Regions from separate parts of the Homo sapiens genome. Here region 2 is linked to region 1. Evidence: read pairs that join two places in POLR2A ChIA-PET (ENCODE). Cell type or tissue: HepG2. All regions are shown on one strand. Links, peaks and the distances in the headings refer to the core of each region. The heading gives the core; the rest is flanking DNA.

Region 1 (8,157 bases), core at 2,750-5,249:
TGCTGGCATCATCTACAGAAATACCATGGGCATCATGAAAGGCAGTATAGCTATAGGCTGAAAAAAGCAGGGTTCAGTTTGCTGCTGTCATGATGCCCTGTTGAGAGACTGCTCTTCAAAGTTTCTTGTATCATTGGGTCCTCCAAGTCAGGCCTGGGTGCCTCTTTATTTACAAAGAGTAGTTGCCTCTATTTTCTCAATTGAAATGACCAGATTTTTAAGATCTAATAATTGTGTCCACCGAAGAAATCATCAATAAAAGGATCTGCATTTCATGATACACAAGTGCACCTGGACCCTATGCAGGGAGTGGCACTGCTGCACCCTGGTCACTGCCTGGCTCCTATGCTATGTACTCCTCTTCCTGGGACCTATGTCCACCTTGAACTTCTAAGTTTCTTTCCTTAAACCTTATGAGCCAACCTGTGCTAGTTTCACACTTTTCTTTTACATCTTCCTCACCTCTGTCAGGCTTCAAAGAATTGAAGAGAATTGGGGCCTTGCTCTGGTTTAGGCTTTGGCTTAATGGAATGTTGGGGCTGGTTTGATCATCTGACCAGATCACTCAAACTTTCTCCATATCAGCAATAAAGCTTGTATTAGTCTGTTTTTAGCCACTGATGAAGACATACCCAAGACTGGGCAATTTACAAAGGAAAGAAGTTTAATGGAGAACTCATAGTTGCACATAGCTGGGGAAGCCTCATGACAGTGGCAGAAGGTAAGGAGGAGAGAGTCACATCTTATGTGGATGGCGACAGGCAAAGAGATAGCTTGTGTAGGGAAACTCCCCTTTTTTAAACCATCAGATCTCATGAGACTTATTTACTATCAGGAGGACAGCACAGGAAAGACCTGCCCTCTTGATTCAATTACTTCCCACCAGGTCCCTCCCACAACATGTGGGAATTCAAGATGAGATTCGGGTGGGGACACAACCAAACCATATCATTCCACCTTTGGCCCCTCCCAAATCTCATGTCCTCACATTTCAAAACCAGTCATGCCTTTCCAACAGTCCCCCAAAGTCTTAACTCATTCCAGCATTAACTCAAAAGTCCACAGTCCAAAGTCTCATCTGAGACAAGGAAGGTCCCTTCTGCCTATGATCCTGTAAGATAAATGGCAAGTTAATTATTCCTTAAATACAATGGAGGTACAGGCACTGGGTAAATACAGCTGTTCAAAATGGGAGAAATTGGCCAAAACAAAGGGGCTACAGGCCCCATGCAAGTCCAAAATCCAGTGGGGCAGTCAAATCTTAAAGCTCTGAAATGATCTTTGATTCCATGTCTCGCATCTGGGTCATGCTATGCAAGAGGTGGGTTCCCATGTGGTCTTGGGCAGCTCCACCCCTGTGGCTTTGCAGGGTACAGCCTCACTCCCAGCTGCCTTCATGGGCTGGTGTTGAGTATCTGTGGCTTTTCTGGGCGCATGGTGCAAGCTGTCAGTGGATCTACCACTCTGGGGACTGGAGGACAGTGGCCCTCTTCTCACAGCTCCACTAGGTGGTGTCCCAGTAGGTACACTGTGTGGGGGCTGCCACCCCACATTTCCCTTCTGCACTGCCCTAGCAGAGGTTCTCCATGAGGATCCCACCTCTACAGCAAACTTCTGCCTGGACATCCAGGCATTTCCATACATCTTCTGAAATCTAGGCAGAGGTGCCCAAACCTTGACTTCTGTGCACTCACAAGCTCAACACCATGTGGAAGCTGCCAAGGCTTGAGGCTTGCACCCTTTGAAGCCACAGACTGAGCTGTACCTTGGCCCCTTTCATCCATGGCTGGAGTGGCTGGGACTCAGGGCACCAAGTCCCTAGTCTGCACACTGCAGGTGGGCTCTGGGTCCCACCCATGAAACCACTTTTTCCTCCTAGCCCTCTGGGCTTGTGATGGGAGGAGCTGCCATGAAGACCTCTGACATGCCCTGGAGACATTTTCCCCATTGTCTTGGGGATTAACATTCTGCTCCTCGTTACTTATGCAAATTTCTGCAGCTACCTTGAATTTCTTCTCAGAAATTTGGATTTTCTTTTCATCGTGTTGTCAGGCTGCAAATTTTCCACACTCTTATGCTCTGTTTCTCTTTTCAAATGGAATGCCTTTAACAGTACCCAAGTCACATCTTGAATGCTTTGCTGCTTAGAAGTTTCTTCTGCCAGATACCCTAAATAATCCCTCTCAAGTTCAAAGTTCCATAAATTTCTAGGGCAGGGGCAGAATGTCGCCAGTCTCTTTGCTAAAACATAACAAGAGTCACCTTTGCTCCAGTTCCCAACAAGTTCCTCATCTCCATCTGAGACTACCTCAGCCTGGATTTCATTGTCCATATCATTATCAGCATTTTGGTCAAAGCCATTTGACAAGTTTCTAGGAAGTTCCAAACTTTCCCACATTTTCCTGTCTTGTTGTGAACCCTCCAAACCATTCCAACCTCTGCATGTTACCCAGTTCCAAAGTTGCTTCCACATTTTTGGATATCTTTTCAGCAATGTCCCATTCTGCTGGTACTAATTTACTGTATTAGTCTGTTTTCATGCTGCTGATAAAGACATACCTGAGACTGGGCAAATTACAAATGAAAGAGGTTTACCAGAGAACTCACAGTTCCACCTGGCTGGGGAAGCCTCACAATCATGGCAGAAGGCAAGGAGGAGCAAATCACATCTTACATGGATGGCAGGAGGCAAGGAGAGAGCTTGTGTAGGGAAACTCCCATTTTTAAAACCATCAGATCTCATGAGACTTATTCACTATCAGGAGGACAGCACAGGAAAAACCTGCCCCCATGATTACGTCCCGCCAGGTCCCTCCCACAATACATGGGAATTCAAGATGAGATTTGAGTGGGGACACAGCCAAACCATATGAAGGCTGTTGGTCTTTCTTATTGTTGTGTTCACTGAAGTAGCAATTTTAACTTCTTTCAAGAACATTTTCTTTATATTTACAACTTGGCTGTTTGGCACAAGAGACCTAGCTTTCAGCCTACCTCAGCTTTTGACATGTCTGCCTCACTAAGCTTAATCATGTCCAGCTTTTGATTTAAAGTGACAGGCATATGACACTTCCTTTCACTTGAACACCTAAAGGCCATTGTAGGGTTATTGATTGGCTTATTTTCAATGTTGAGTCTCAGGGAACAGGGAGGCTGGAGAAGTGGGAGAGAAATGGGGGAAGGGCTGATCAGTGGAGCAGTCAGAACACACAACATTTATTGATTAAGTTCTCTGTCTTATATGAATGTGGTTTGTAGCATGCCAAAATAATTACAGTATTAACATCAAAGATCATTGATCACGGAAATAATAATAAAGTTTGAAATATTGCAAGAATTATCAAAATGTGATACAGAGACATGAGGTGAGCACATTCTTTTGGAAAAATGGCACTGATAAGATCAGTTGATGGAGGGTTGCCACAGACCTACAGTTTGTTTAACAAACAAACAAACAAACAAAAGGCCAGGTGTGGTGGCCTATGCCTGTAATCCCTTCAGCACTTTGGGAGGCCAAGGCAGGAAGATAGCCTAAGCTCAGGAGTTTGAGACCAGCCTGGACATGGTAAAACCCTGTCTCTACCAAAAATACAAAAAATTAGCTGGATGTCATGTAACAGAGGTAGAAGGATTGTTTGACCTTGGGAGGCAGAGTTTGCAGTGAGCTGTGATCATGCCTCTGTACTCCAACCTGAGTGACAAAATAAGACAAAAAACAATGAAGTGAAGAGCAATGAAACAAAGTATGCCTGTACACTAAAAATCAGTCTGTTGTAGCTATTTGATGTTAAGAACACTAAATTCTTTAGTGCCTTTAGGTCATATTTGTAGTAAACACTTCTGTTAATGTTTTGAAACTTTACTATTTGCACCACCCCCAGTTATAAGTGTACACATTCTTGCATGTTGGACTAACCCTGTCCTTGGACAAAGGTCAGTAGCAGATGAAGATTGCATTTTGTGATGTGCTCAGTTAAGTTTAATTTAAAGTGGTCCATTGTACAATAATGTTTGTATATGTGTACAGAAAAATTGTTCAAATCAGGAAGGGATTATTTACAAAGAATTGGCCCAAGTGTGAGGAGGCCATTGAAAGTGAAATGAGGGAAGCTCTATACCAAGTGTAAGTGTAGTTTAATTCTGCCCAGCACATCTGGAGGGGAACATGTGTGTAGGTGCATCACATTCCCAAGCCAGAAAAATTTTAGGTGATTCAAAATGAACACTGTATTGTTTGGAGAACCAAAATGTCCAGGAATCTGTATCGTGTTTTGTTTGTTTGTTTTGTTTTTTGAGACAGAATCTCCCTCTGTCACCCTGGCTGGAGTGCACTGCTACCTCTCCTGACCCGCCACCTTCCCCAGGCTCAAGCGATTCTCCAACTCAGCCTTCCAAGTAGCTGGGAACACAGGCATGCACCACCACATCCAGCTGTTTTTTGTATTTTTAGTAGAGACAGGGTCTCACCATGTTGCCCAGGCTGGTCTTGAACTCCTGAGCTCAAACCATCCACCTATCTTGGCCTCTCAAAGTGTTGGGATTAGAGATATAAAACCATCATGCCCAGCCTATATCCAAATTTTCTTTTTATTTGTTTTTGTTTGTTTGTTTGTTTTCTTATTTCTTTCTTTGTTTTTGTTTTTGCTTTTTTTTAGATGCAGGTTCCACTCTGTCACCCAGGCTAGAGTGTGGAGTGCACTGGTGCAATTTATAGTTCACTGGAACCTCAAGCACTCTTCCTGTCTCAGCCTCCAGAGTAGCTGGAACTATAGGAGCATGCCACTACACCTGACTAATTTTTAAAAACTGTTTGCAGAGACAGAATCTCACTATGTTGCCCAGGCCCATCTTGAACACTTGGGTTCAAGCATTCCTCCTGCCTCAGCCTACCATTATATCCATTTTAATCAGAATATAATATTTAAGCAAAAATGGAATGTCTGAGCTTCTACAGAAAGCCTCCTTTTTCCTGCCTCTTCCATTTCTTGATTTTATTTGTGATAATTATTTTTTCTTTTATTTTCTCCTCACTTTATTCTTTAAAATGCTTCTCTTTCCACTAATTCTGTATTTTTCTTCATATTACTTTTTCTTTCCTCCTTCCACTCACCCTGCCATTTTTTTTAAATAAATGGTTTTCCAAATAGATGTGTGCAAATAACAGGGAGTCAAGAGTAAGATCAAGTTACTTTAGATAGTGTTTGTTTTAGAAATAGCAGTAAAAATTCACTCTATAATTGTTCTGTGGTCGACAGGTTTATGCAAACCTATCCCCCAAACCGGAGGAAGCTGAAAGGCCCAAGTAAGAGACTGATAAATCCAGTTTCTCAGAAAGAAACATTTAATAGGGAGTGAGAAACAGAAGTCATGATGTCCTGGCAATTGACAACAACAAGATTAGATAGTGAATCCCCCCGTACCATTACCCACCGCGTATGACTTATATGTAAAACATAGGGAAGGATTATGTGGAACAATTGAAGTCAACCTCTCAGGGAACGGCAAGAATGCTATGTGAATCTGCCTAAGGGCAGGATTTATGGTAGCAGCAGTTAAAATAGAAATCTTAAAGGCATTCCCAGAATAAGGGTTACCCAGAAGTCAACATGGCAGATTAACACCCAATATAGAGTTGCTTTAGCCTCCACAATAATGTAGGGAAATAAATATAATGAAGATGGCAGTATTTTTTAAACCATATTTCAAAGAAATCTTCTCTTTGAAACATGGAGAAGAAGGCATATGTCACTATATGCAACATAAGCTTATATTCATATCTATTTAGTATATCCAGGACAAATTTTATTTAGTTCTAGGAATATACAGTGAGATTTTTCTTACTGCCCCTTGACGTTAGATATTATTCACCTTACAGTGATCAGAGATACGTCTTTTAGCATCCACCACTTGTTCATCAACCTTGTCTGTCAAATGGAGAAATCTATGTGGCAAATGCAACAAGAAGTTTTCCTTGACCCAATAAAGATACAGGTCCTTCCTTAAATGGCTATGTTGAAATATAAATTCTTAAATTATATACTTATTTACATGGCTTCTCCCCTCTAGTGAACTTATCCTGGAATCTGTCAATTAGATTTATTCTATGTACTGTCTATTCTTTTAAAATGGGACTCTCTCAGAAATATCCCTCTGGATAAGGTACACATCTCATTTTTCTCAGTGACAGTAAAGGGGCGTAATTTCTATTACACAGGTCTAATTGCCTTGAAGAAACATCATAAGGACTCAAAACATGGAAGGTATTATTATTGTTGTGATTATGCTTTGAATTCTTAAGTAACCAATGTATTCTCTGTCTCTGGATCTGTTTCTAGTGTCAAAACCCTTGTTAGCAGGAATTAGATCAGATTATATTAATAATTATGTAGTGGATATCTTACTTTTGCATATTTTCTCATCAGACAATACACGTCTATATTATCTTTTATCTCAGTGTGTATGAATAAATGTCAGAGCTATTTGGGTCATAATTTGCTATGCGGCTGTTTTGTCTTGTTATATATTTCACTGTAATAACAGTGAGTTATGATTCACAAAGTTTGCCTCCTTTTATAAAAGGTGTATTTTAATTTGATGTTAGAAACAACGAACTTTAAAAATGTAATTGGCCTTAATATCTTTTTAGATTCCTTTGAAGATATACTTAGCACAAAAATATGCTCCTTGGGAATTTGACAATTGAGCTGATAATAGGATATATCATTTTTAGTTTACAGGCAAAAGCAAATGCTTCATTATTTTGTTGTTATTTACTACATCATAAAAGAAATTTAATTTTAGCTAGCTGTGTGCATCTAAGTCCAGATATCATTTGATAAAATGAGTCAAGTGGGAAAACTTCCATTTCTTTGTGATGACACATCAAATATGCCCTTATCTCTAAAGACATTAAGAATGATTGAGTGAAGTCTTCCTACTTTGTTTTTTCAGTATCTTTAGACATAGTACAAACATCTAAATTACGATATGTTTATTTTACAGGAGCCAATGAGAAAGAAATAGCCCTAATGAATGCTTTGACTGTAAATTTACATCTTCTAATGGTAAGTTTTCTTTCCCACTAATGTTTAGAACACATTCATTTACAGAATCTGATGTTTTTCTATCTTTAATTCATGAGCTTCTGGGGGTTTACTTATTTAAAAATAAATTGTGAGGTTATTTTCATTTTTACTAGGAAATGCTGGACCATGATATAATAGCTTCTTCCTAATCATGGAAGAGTTGACTCTTGAGAAGAGCTTTAGAATAATGAACAGTTCTTGTCTGGGAAAATAAAGAATAAGAGCCATAATGGGTAAATAGGCAAACTACATGCAAGCCTACAAAACAGTGATGTACAATGCTAGCAAAGCACTGACCTTTTTGGAAAGACAATTTTCTAATGGCTTCAGCAGAGTGAGTTAGTGGATCAGTATACTTTTGTATATTAATATAGGTTAAAAAAGACTTGGAGTATTAAATTTTTAAAAAGAGGTCTAGTACCTTAAATGAGTTAATGTGTTTAAAGTACTTCTTACATCTTACTCAATAAACAGTTTTACCTTAAAGTGTCAAATCTATTATCTATTAGGGATATTGTGTTAATGGTGACTGCCCAATGCTTTAAAGAATCTTGACTTCATTTTTTCAAGTATGTTTTGGAAACATGTCTACAAGTTCAGATATCCCTGGATTTGACTCCCAGCTAAATTACATAATGCTTATTTGAGGTTGAAAAAGGCTTTTGGCATCTCTAAGTCTTAGTATTTTCCTTTGTAAAAATGAGAAACATAATATCTACCTCAAAGATCTGCATGAGAATTAAATGTAATAATATGTGAAAATTGCTTTAGTACCCTGGCCAGTGATCAACACTCAGTTAACAGTAGCTATCATCTTCGTTGTTATTGTTGTCAATATCACTCTCTAGGAACTGTGTGGAGAAATGAAAGAGCTTCACTGAACAAATGAGCTACTATCAATACAAATAAGACATACATAGACCATAATATTTCAGTGTCATGCCATCAAAATTACCATGAAATGCTTTGGGAAGATAATTTGTCAATTAACAGCTTTTTTTGTTGTTAATCATCAGACTTTAAGTTTCATCAATTAATATATAAGTAAAGTTTGAGGATTCGTTATCACATT
Region 2 (8,157 bases), core at 2,633-5,132, 140 kb before region 1:
CTTGTAGAGTTTCTGCCCACAGATCCGCTGTTAGTCTGATGGGCTTCCCTTTGAGGGTAACCCGACCTTTCTCTCTGGCTGCCCTTAACGTTTTTTCCTTCATTTCAACTTTGTTGAACCTGACAATTGTGTCTTGGAGTTGCTCTTCTCGAGGAGTATCTTTGTGGCGTTCTCTGTATTTCCTGAATCTGAACGTTGGCCTGCCTTGCTAGATTGGGGAAGTTCTCCTGGATAATATCCTGCAGAGTGTTTTCCAACTTGGTTCCATTCTCCCCATCACTTTCAGGTACACCAATCAGACGTAGATTTGGTCTTTTCACATAGTCCCATATTTCTTGGCGGCTTTGCTTGTTTCTTTTTATTCTTTTTTCTCTAAACTTCCCTTCTCGCTTCATTTCATTCATTTCATCTTCCATCGCTGATACCCTTTCTTCCAGTTGATCGCACCGGCTCCTGAGGCTTCAGCATTCTTCACGTAGTTCTCGAGCCTTGGTTTTCAGCTCCATCAGCTCCTTTAAGCACTTCTCTGTATTGGTTATTCTAGTTATATATTCTTCCAAATTTTTTTCAAAGTTGTCAACTTCTTTGCCTTTGGTTTGAATGTCCTCCCATAGCTCGGAGTAATTTGAATGTCTGAAGCTTTCTTCTCTCAGCTCGTCAAAGTCATTCTCCGTCCAGCTTTGTTCCGTTGCTGGTGAGGAACTGCGTTCCTTTGGAGGAGGAGAGGTGCTCTGCTTTTTAGAGTTTCCAGTTTTTCTGCTCTGTTTTTTCCCCATCTTTGTGGTTTTATCTACTTTTGGTCTTTGATGATGGTGATGTGCAGATGGGTTTTTGGTGTGGATGTCCTTTCTGTTTGTTAGTTTTCCTTCTAACAGACAGGACCCTCAGCTGCAGGTCTGTTGGAGTACTGGGCCCTGTGAGTTGTCAGTCTGCCCCTGCTGGGGGGTGCCTCCCAGTTAGGCTGCTCGGGGGTCAGGGGTCAGGGACCCACTTGAGGAGGCAGTCTGCCGGTTCTCAGATCTCCAGCTGTGTGCTGGGAGAACCACTGCTCTCTTCAAAGCTGTCAGACAGGGACATTTAAGTCTGCAGAGGTTACTGCTGTCTTTTTGTTTTTCTGTTCCCTGCCCCCAGAGGTGGAGCCTACAGAGGCAGGCAGGCCTCCTTGAGCTGTGGTGAGCTCCACCCAGTTCTTGCTTCCAGGCTGCTTTGTTTACCTAAGGAAGCCTGGGCAATGGCGGGCGCCCCTCCCCCAGCCTCGCTGCCGCCTTGCAGTTTGATCTCAGACTGCTGTGCTAGCAATCAGCGAGACTCCGTGGGCGTAGGACCCTCCGAGCCAGGTGCGAGATGTAATCTCCTGGTGGGCAGTTTTTAAGCCCTTCGGAAAAGCGCAGTATTCGGGTTGGAGTGACCCGATTTTCCAGGTGCCATCTGTCACCCCTTTCTTTGGGTAGGAAAGGGAACTCCTGACCCCTTGCGCTTCCTGAGTGAGGCAATGCCTCGCCCTGCTTTGGCTCGCGCACGGTGCGCGCACCCACTGACCTGCGCCCACTGTCTGGCACTCCCTAGTTAGATGAACCCGGTACCTCAGATGGAAATGCAGAAATCACCCGTCTTCTGCATCGCTCACACTGGGAGCTGTAGACCGGAGCTGTTCCTATTCGGCCATCTTGGCTCCTCCCCCTCATCCCCACATAATAGTTCTATCTAAGTTATTTGAGATACCTTCAAACTGCTTTCCACAGTGGCTGAACTAATTTACATTCCCACCAGAAGTATGTAAGTATTCCCTTTTCTCTACTACCTCACTATTGTTTTCAACTTTTTAATAATAGCCATTCTGACTGGTGTGAGATGGTGTCTCATTGTGGTTTTGATTTGCATTTCTCTAATGATTAGTGATAATGGACATTTTTTTCATATATTCGTTGGCTGCCTACATGTCTTCTTTTGAGAAGCATCTGTTCATGTTTTTTACCCATTTTTAATGGGGTTATTTGTTTTTTGTTTGTTGAACTGTTTAAGTTCCTTATGGATTCTGGATATTAGACCTTTGTCAAATGCATAGTTTGCGAATATTTTCTTCCTTTCTGTAAGTTGTCTGTTCACTCTGTTGATAATTTCTTTTGCTGTGCAGAGCTCTTTAATTAGATCCAACTTGTCAATTTTTGTTTTCTCTGTTCTTGAAGGGCTAATAATTTCCTTGGGGGAAATTAGATTAGCTCATGAAACACGCAGTTCAAATACATACTCGTAATCATTGTAAAGCATTCACTAAAAACATAGATGAAAATTCTAATAATGTTAAATACACTTTAACTAGTTATAACCTAACTTTTTAAGGATTTTATGACTGAAAACAACATAAGACAACCTACTGCATAAGGAACATTAAGAAACATGTAAAGATGTATCAAACCATATCTCAGTTTTTTTAATTATAAGGTGAGAATTAGCTGTGATCAGTGTTTTTTAAACTGAAAGAGGGCTGTTATACTTCCTTTAAAGTCATGAAAAGTAGTCATGAAATTAAATAAATGGGCCACAACCAGCATTCTTCTAATAAATAAAATGGTATAGAATAGAAAGAACAGAAAACATCAAAGCATATCACATGAGGGTAAGTGCTGTTTCATGAAATATTTTTTAAAGTTATTTTGGAATATGTCTCTGTGTGTGTATGTGTGTGTGTAATCCATCATAAGATATATTTCCTTTTGTGGGTCATCATACATATAATTTAGATTAGATGGACTAGTTTCATTTCATTTCTTAAGTTCTGCAGTTTTGTAAACGGTCTTAGATTCCATCAGGCTGTAACAACACTGTGTCACATTAAACACTAATTTCCACTGGATTTAAAACTTTCATCAGTTTAAGCAAAAAATTCATCTCTTCTAAAATCCCTGTTCTCCCAATTTGTTATTGTAGAGAATGTGAAGGCTGGAGGTATCCTGCATGTGTCATGATGATTTGAGTATAATTTTTTCTACTCTGGCATTCTTTTCTAGGAACTGAACCAAGTTTGTGCTGAGACTCATTTTCAGTCCTTGAAGTTTCTGCAAGTGCTATATTTCATGCACAGTATCAGGTTGACCCTGAAGCACCAAAGCTCTATTCCTGGGATCTCATAGTGCAGTTAATGAAATGAGTTATTTAAGCTTCTATCTTGAGCCTACTTGTTTTTGCCAGATATCAAACCTAACCTAACTGACTGGTAAGCCAAAAAATGCTGTCCTATCAATTCTCTAATTTTGTCACTTCTCTCTCCTCTCCCTAAGTCCTCCTGCAAAAAGATTGTCCATATTCCTTCAGCCAAAAGATAAGGGCACTTTCATGGAGATCATTTGTCTATTTGCTCTTGACCCCTAACCTCCATCCTGCCTGACTGCTATGTATTAGGAGACTGAGGTCAGCACATTGTATTTCTCAGACCTCCTCTGACAGCTGGCTTTTTCTTGAGTACTTATCATTAGGAGAGGGAACACGGAATCAGAAAGTGGGAGGAAGAGAGAAGCTTTCCGTTTCTGGTTCATTCACTTTGGTAGTTGTTGAAAATTGCTAGAAATGCAGAGAGAGAGGATGATACTGGACTTCAGCGATCTGGGAAAGGCTACCTTTTCAGTGTCAGTCCTGGGATGGTTAAGCTGTAACCTCTTTGGTGGATCAAACACCAACTACAACAGAGTTTCTAACAGAATTGCATCAGGCACAAGCTCATGGACTCTAGGTCAAGGACTTTCACAGCTTTTGATCTTTGAGTATCATATCTTTTGCCTTTTCTTTCTCTAGATAATATCACCCTTTCCCCCTTTTGATATTCCTGTCCTTTCTACATGTTTAAAGCCAGTTCTCCATATTGCATTTCCTCTAAATTAATAGAGTTGATCTATTTCTTTAACTGAACTCTGACTCAGTCCTTCAACACAAACGGGGATGGAAGACATATCACCAAAAACAGCACTATTTTGAACATCTGAGTTCCAGCTCTACTTTAGCCTATGGAATAAGAGATGAAGGCATTTGCTTTGGGTTTATGAGTAGTCTTAGCAAAATTATTTTTTCCTTATTGGTGCTTGAAGTAAATTAGAACATTGTTTGACAAAAATTCATTCCCTCTGATCTACATATAGGGAGTACATTTCTATGCTCCACAGATGTGGAACATAGCCATGCGATTTCCCTTGATCCATGGGATATGAGTTAAGTAACAGCAATAAAGTAGCAATCTTATGCCTTAGGGGGCATCACATATTTCCGCCAATGCCTTGGGAATATTCTGACTGCTACCAGAAAAAACTCCTGCTTCAATTGGCTTCTTCCTGTCTCATCCATGCATGGATCAGAACTGTTCCAACACACATGCAGACTTGCAGCACAAAGCTCAGTTGCCTCCGCCAAACTACAGGCCTGAGAAAATGTGAATAAAAGCTATGTTTGTCTTTGAGATTTTGAAATTGTTTGATATGCAGACAAAGATACTACTGTCATAGTTTTCTGCCATATTTTAGCTTTTCCTAACTTACTGACTTCTCTCTATGTAATTGCTAACATAGATAATCTCTGTGATCAGTATCTGTGCAACTCTCTGACCTCGCCATCGTGACCTGTTGTGACTGGCTACATAATATCTGGTGATTTCATTTAAAGCCATGAGAAAATGAAAATGTTATTAATTTTTCAGCACTTGCATAACACAGAAAGCAACTGGTAGGCTTGGCCAACAATTTCAAGAAATAATATTTTCAAAAAAGACATATTTTGCTTAAGCTAAAAATGTGCTATCCTTTATTAATTTATGTATTTGTTCATTATTCATTATTATTTCAAATGTGGAGAATACACAAACAGAGTTTCTTGATCTCATTCTAAAGACAGACTCTAAAATATAAACAAATAAATCAACAATATAGTGCCATATGCTATTTTAAATAGGTTGATCAGTGAAGATCTTTGGCCTTTTGCCATAGTCGTCATAAACACTAGCAGGGTTTGTTTGTGTTATTGTTGAAATATATGTATAAACCAATAATTTCATATATAAGATTAGTCCAGAAAAAAATATTCTTTTTTTTCATTCAGCAATAATTTTTTAAATGAGATTCTGTGCCTTGCAAAATACTCATGATGAAAAAGCTGGTATTTATTACAAAGTTACCAAAGGATATCTTTCAGAACCCAAATATAAGAACTTTAAGCAGACGTATCAAATGATTGGAACTAGAAATTAGCAAATTACCTGAAGAGCTGCTTTCTCCATTTCTCTCTTTTCTGAAGCTGCATTTCCTCTGCTCTTTACTTTGCTTGATGAATATCTAATTTATTCCTTACTCTGCAAAATAACTTTCTCTAATTGCCCATGACCCATGTGGCCACTTTAGCCCCAGATTCATAGGTATTACATAAAAATAACTGATAACATTCTCCAATTCCAAATTCTTAGTAAGGGGAATCTTACTAACTTTTACTGAGAGCCCAAGCTCAAAACTTCTCTAGGTCAGTGATTCTCAAAGTGCAATTTTTGTACCGGTAAGAGTAGCAACACCTGATAATGTGTTAAAGATGCAAATTCACAGGCCCAGCTCCAGACCTACTGAATTGGAACCTCCAGGGTGGCTGTCAGAAATCTGTGTCTCAAGCCTTTCAGGTGATTCTAATGCATGCTAAACTTTGAGAACCACTGCTCTAGGTCATGCCTCTAGTACTAATGAAAATATATGAAAGTAGATCACTTAGTTCATATAAAACTACTCACTTTTATGAATCATGGGGTAGGGATGAGATGGATTTTAAAGAAATTTCTTTTAAATGGAAAAGGGAAGTATGGAATAGAAAATAAATGATTAACCTCCTTAGTACATCTAGGAGCCTTCTCATCTTTGGTTCCATTAGGGAAATTAAGCATAGATTGCCTCCCATCCAAGATTGGAATTTTTGTTAATAAAAATTACTTCTACTAAGTATAAGAAATTTATTTTTCATATATGATTAAGTAATAAATTAGAACACACAGGAAATATGTGTTTAATTTTTTTCCAGAGGAATCAGATCCAAAGACATAGGAAAACATTTTACTCATAAGACCCCTCATAAAAAGTAGAGTGTTTGAATTTATCTTATATTGTGTTTTGGTTTTTAAAATAGTATAAATATTGTTTTTAGAGCAGTTTGATAGCTAAATAACTCCATGGGAATCCCAGCACAATATGGTTCATAAATACTGGATAAAGCTACGTGATGTTCATAAAGTCTTTTCTCTGACATCCTTACATGCTATGTTAGTATTAAATTCATAAAGACAGCAATGAGATTTAAAGCATTGCTTGTTCAGAATATTTTCCAGTAAAATAAAGGTCTTGGTATTAGAGTACATCATAGTAGGAGAAGAGAAATTTCTGGTGATTTAATAACCACTATTTACTCTGAAGAAGTAGGAATCAAATAAAGTCCTCATCATCATAATGCTGTCCCAGGCACTGAACAAAGATAACTACAGGATGTGCCCTTTGTCCTTCAAGAGATTACAATCTGAGAACATTTATTTTGCCTTAAAGAAACTGATTTAAGCAACCTAGCACAGAGAAGAAGTCACACACAGAGTTCCCAGGCAGTTAAAAAGTCGGTGAAACAGAAATGGAAGAGACAGGACTCATTTCATGTACATGGCAATAGAAAACTTTTAAGAGTATGAAGACTTGATCTTTTCACCTGTGTTAAATACTCATAAGGCACAAAATAACTTCCTTGATTTCTGTTCAAAATTTTCCCACTGCAGTTCACTATCTTTGCTTCTCTTCTTCCTCTCTCAATGATAAACTGCTAAAGTAAACCATAGAAAGTGAGACAAAAATGTATTTGTTCTGGGAATATTAGAGCCAAATAAAACACATTATTGAGAGCAGATGCATGCAAAAGACAATGTAGAGAGAAGAATGTACATCATGGTAGAGACAAAGAGAAACAACGAAACAAGACCTGGACATGACCTCAATAGAGACATATTAAGATGTTCAATGAAGACATGATTGCCAAAACCTAAACATTGAAACAAACAGAAATCCTAACACAACACAAACAATTAAATCTAGTTTGTTCATTTGATAGAATAATACACAACAGCTATAAGGCTTAAACTAGACCTGCAGGCATACCTCAGAGATATTGTGGGTTAGGTTCCAAATCATTGCAATGTAGAGAGTTATACATATTTTTTGGTTTCCCAGTACATAAAAAAGTTACATTTGTACTGTATTGCAGAATATTAAGTGTGCAAAATTATGTCTAAAAAATGCACACATTAATTTTAAAATATTTTATTGCTAAAAAATGCTTACTATCATCTGAGCCCTTCAGCAAGTTATAATCTTTTTGCTGGTAAAGGTCTTGTTTCAGTGTTGATGGCTGCTGACTGATCAGGTGCTAGTTGCTAATGGTTGGGATAGCTGTGGCAATTTCTTAAAATAAGACAACACGGTGGGAGGATCACTTGAGGCTGGGAGGTTGAGGATGCAGTGAGCCATGATTGTGCTCTGCATTCCAGCCTGGGCAAAAGAGCACAACCCTATCACTAAGAAAATAAAATAAAATATGAAATAAAATAAAACTAAGACTGCAATATCATATCGACTGACTCTTCCTTTCACAAGAGATTTCTCTGTAGCATATGATGCTGCTTGATAGCATTTTACCCACAGTAGAGCTTCTTTTAAAATTGTTTGCTAACTAAGTTTACAGACTATTCTAAATCTATTGACATTTCAACACTCTTCACAGCATCTTGACCAGGAGTAGATTCTGTCTCAAGAAATCACTTTCTCTGCTCATCCTTAAATAATAAGTCCTCATCCATTAAAGTTTATCATGAGATTGCAGCAATTCAGTCACATCTTCAGGCTCCAGTTTTAGTTCTAGTCTCTTGCTATTTCCACCACACCTACAGTTACTTCCTCCACTGAAGTCTTGAACTTCTCAAAGTCATTCATGATGATTCAAATTGACTTCTTTGAAACTCCCGTTAATGTTGTTATTTTGACCTCAACCCACAAATCATGTTCGAAATGGCATGTAGGATGGTGAATCTTTTCCAGAAGGTTTTCAAATTACTTTGCCTGGTCATCAGAGAAATCACTGTCTATGGCAGATATTGCCTTACAAAATGTA

The links. ChIA-PET counts read pairs that join two places held together with the same protein. Peaks named below come from ENCODE experiments on the same cell type or tissue, not always from the same donor. Only the 100,000 strongest peaks of a DNase experiment are listed, where the experiment ranks them.
Region 2: POLR2A ChIA-PET joins it to region 1 with 12 read pairs; 1 of 35 experiments calls an interaction of 5 or more read pairs at or near these places.

The regions. Positions count from the first base shown.
Region 1 is chr2:142,947,808-142,955,964 of GRCh38, forward strand. KYNU (kynureninase) reads left to right here. Exons shown (of 14, transcript NM_003937.3): 5 at 7,003-7,064. It also overlaps the pseudogene SFXN4P1. Among named protein-coding and RNA genes, the nearest start is that of KYNU, 74 kb to the left of the region's middle. In HepG2, for the core only: no CTCF peak of the experiment used is centred there; a DNase peak (open chromatin) is centred at 3,834.
Region 2 is chr2:142,810,613-142,818,769 of GRCh38, forward strand. No RefSeq gene overlaps it. Among named protein-coding and RNA genes, the nearest start is that of KYNU, 63 kb to the right of the region's middle. In HepG2, for the core only: no CTCF peak of the experiment used is centred there; a DNase peak (open chromatin) is centred at 3,709; H3K4me3 peaks cover 651 bases.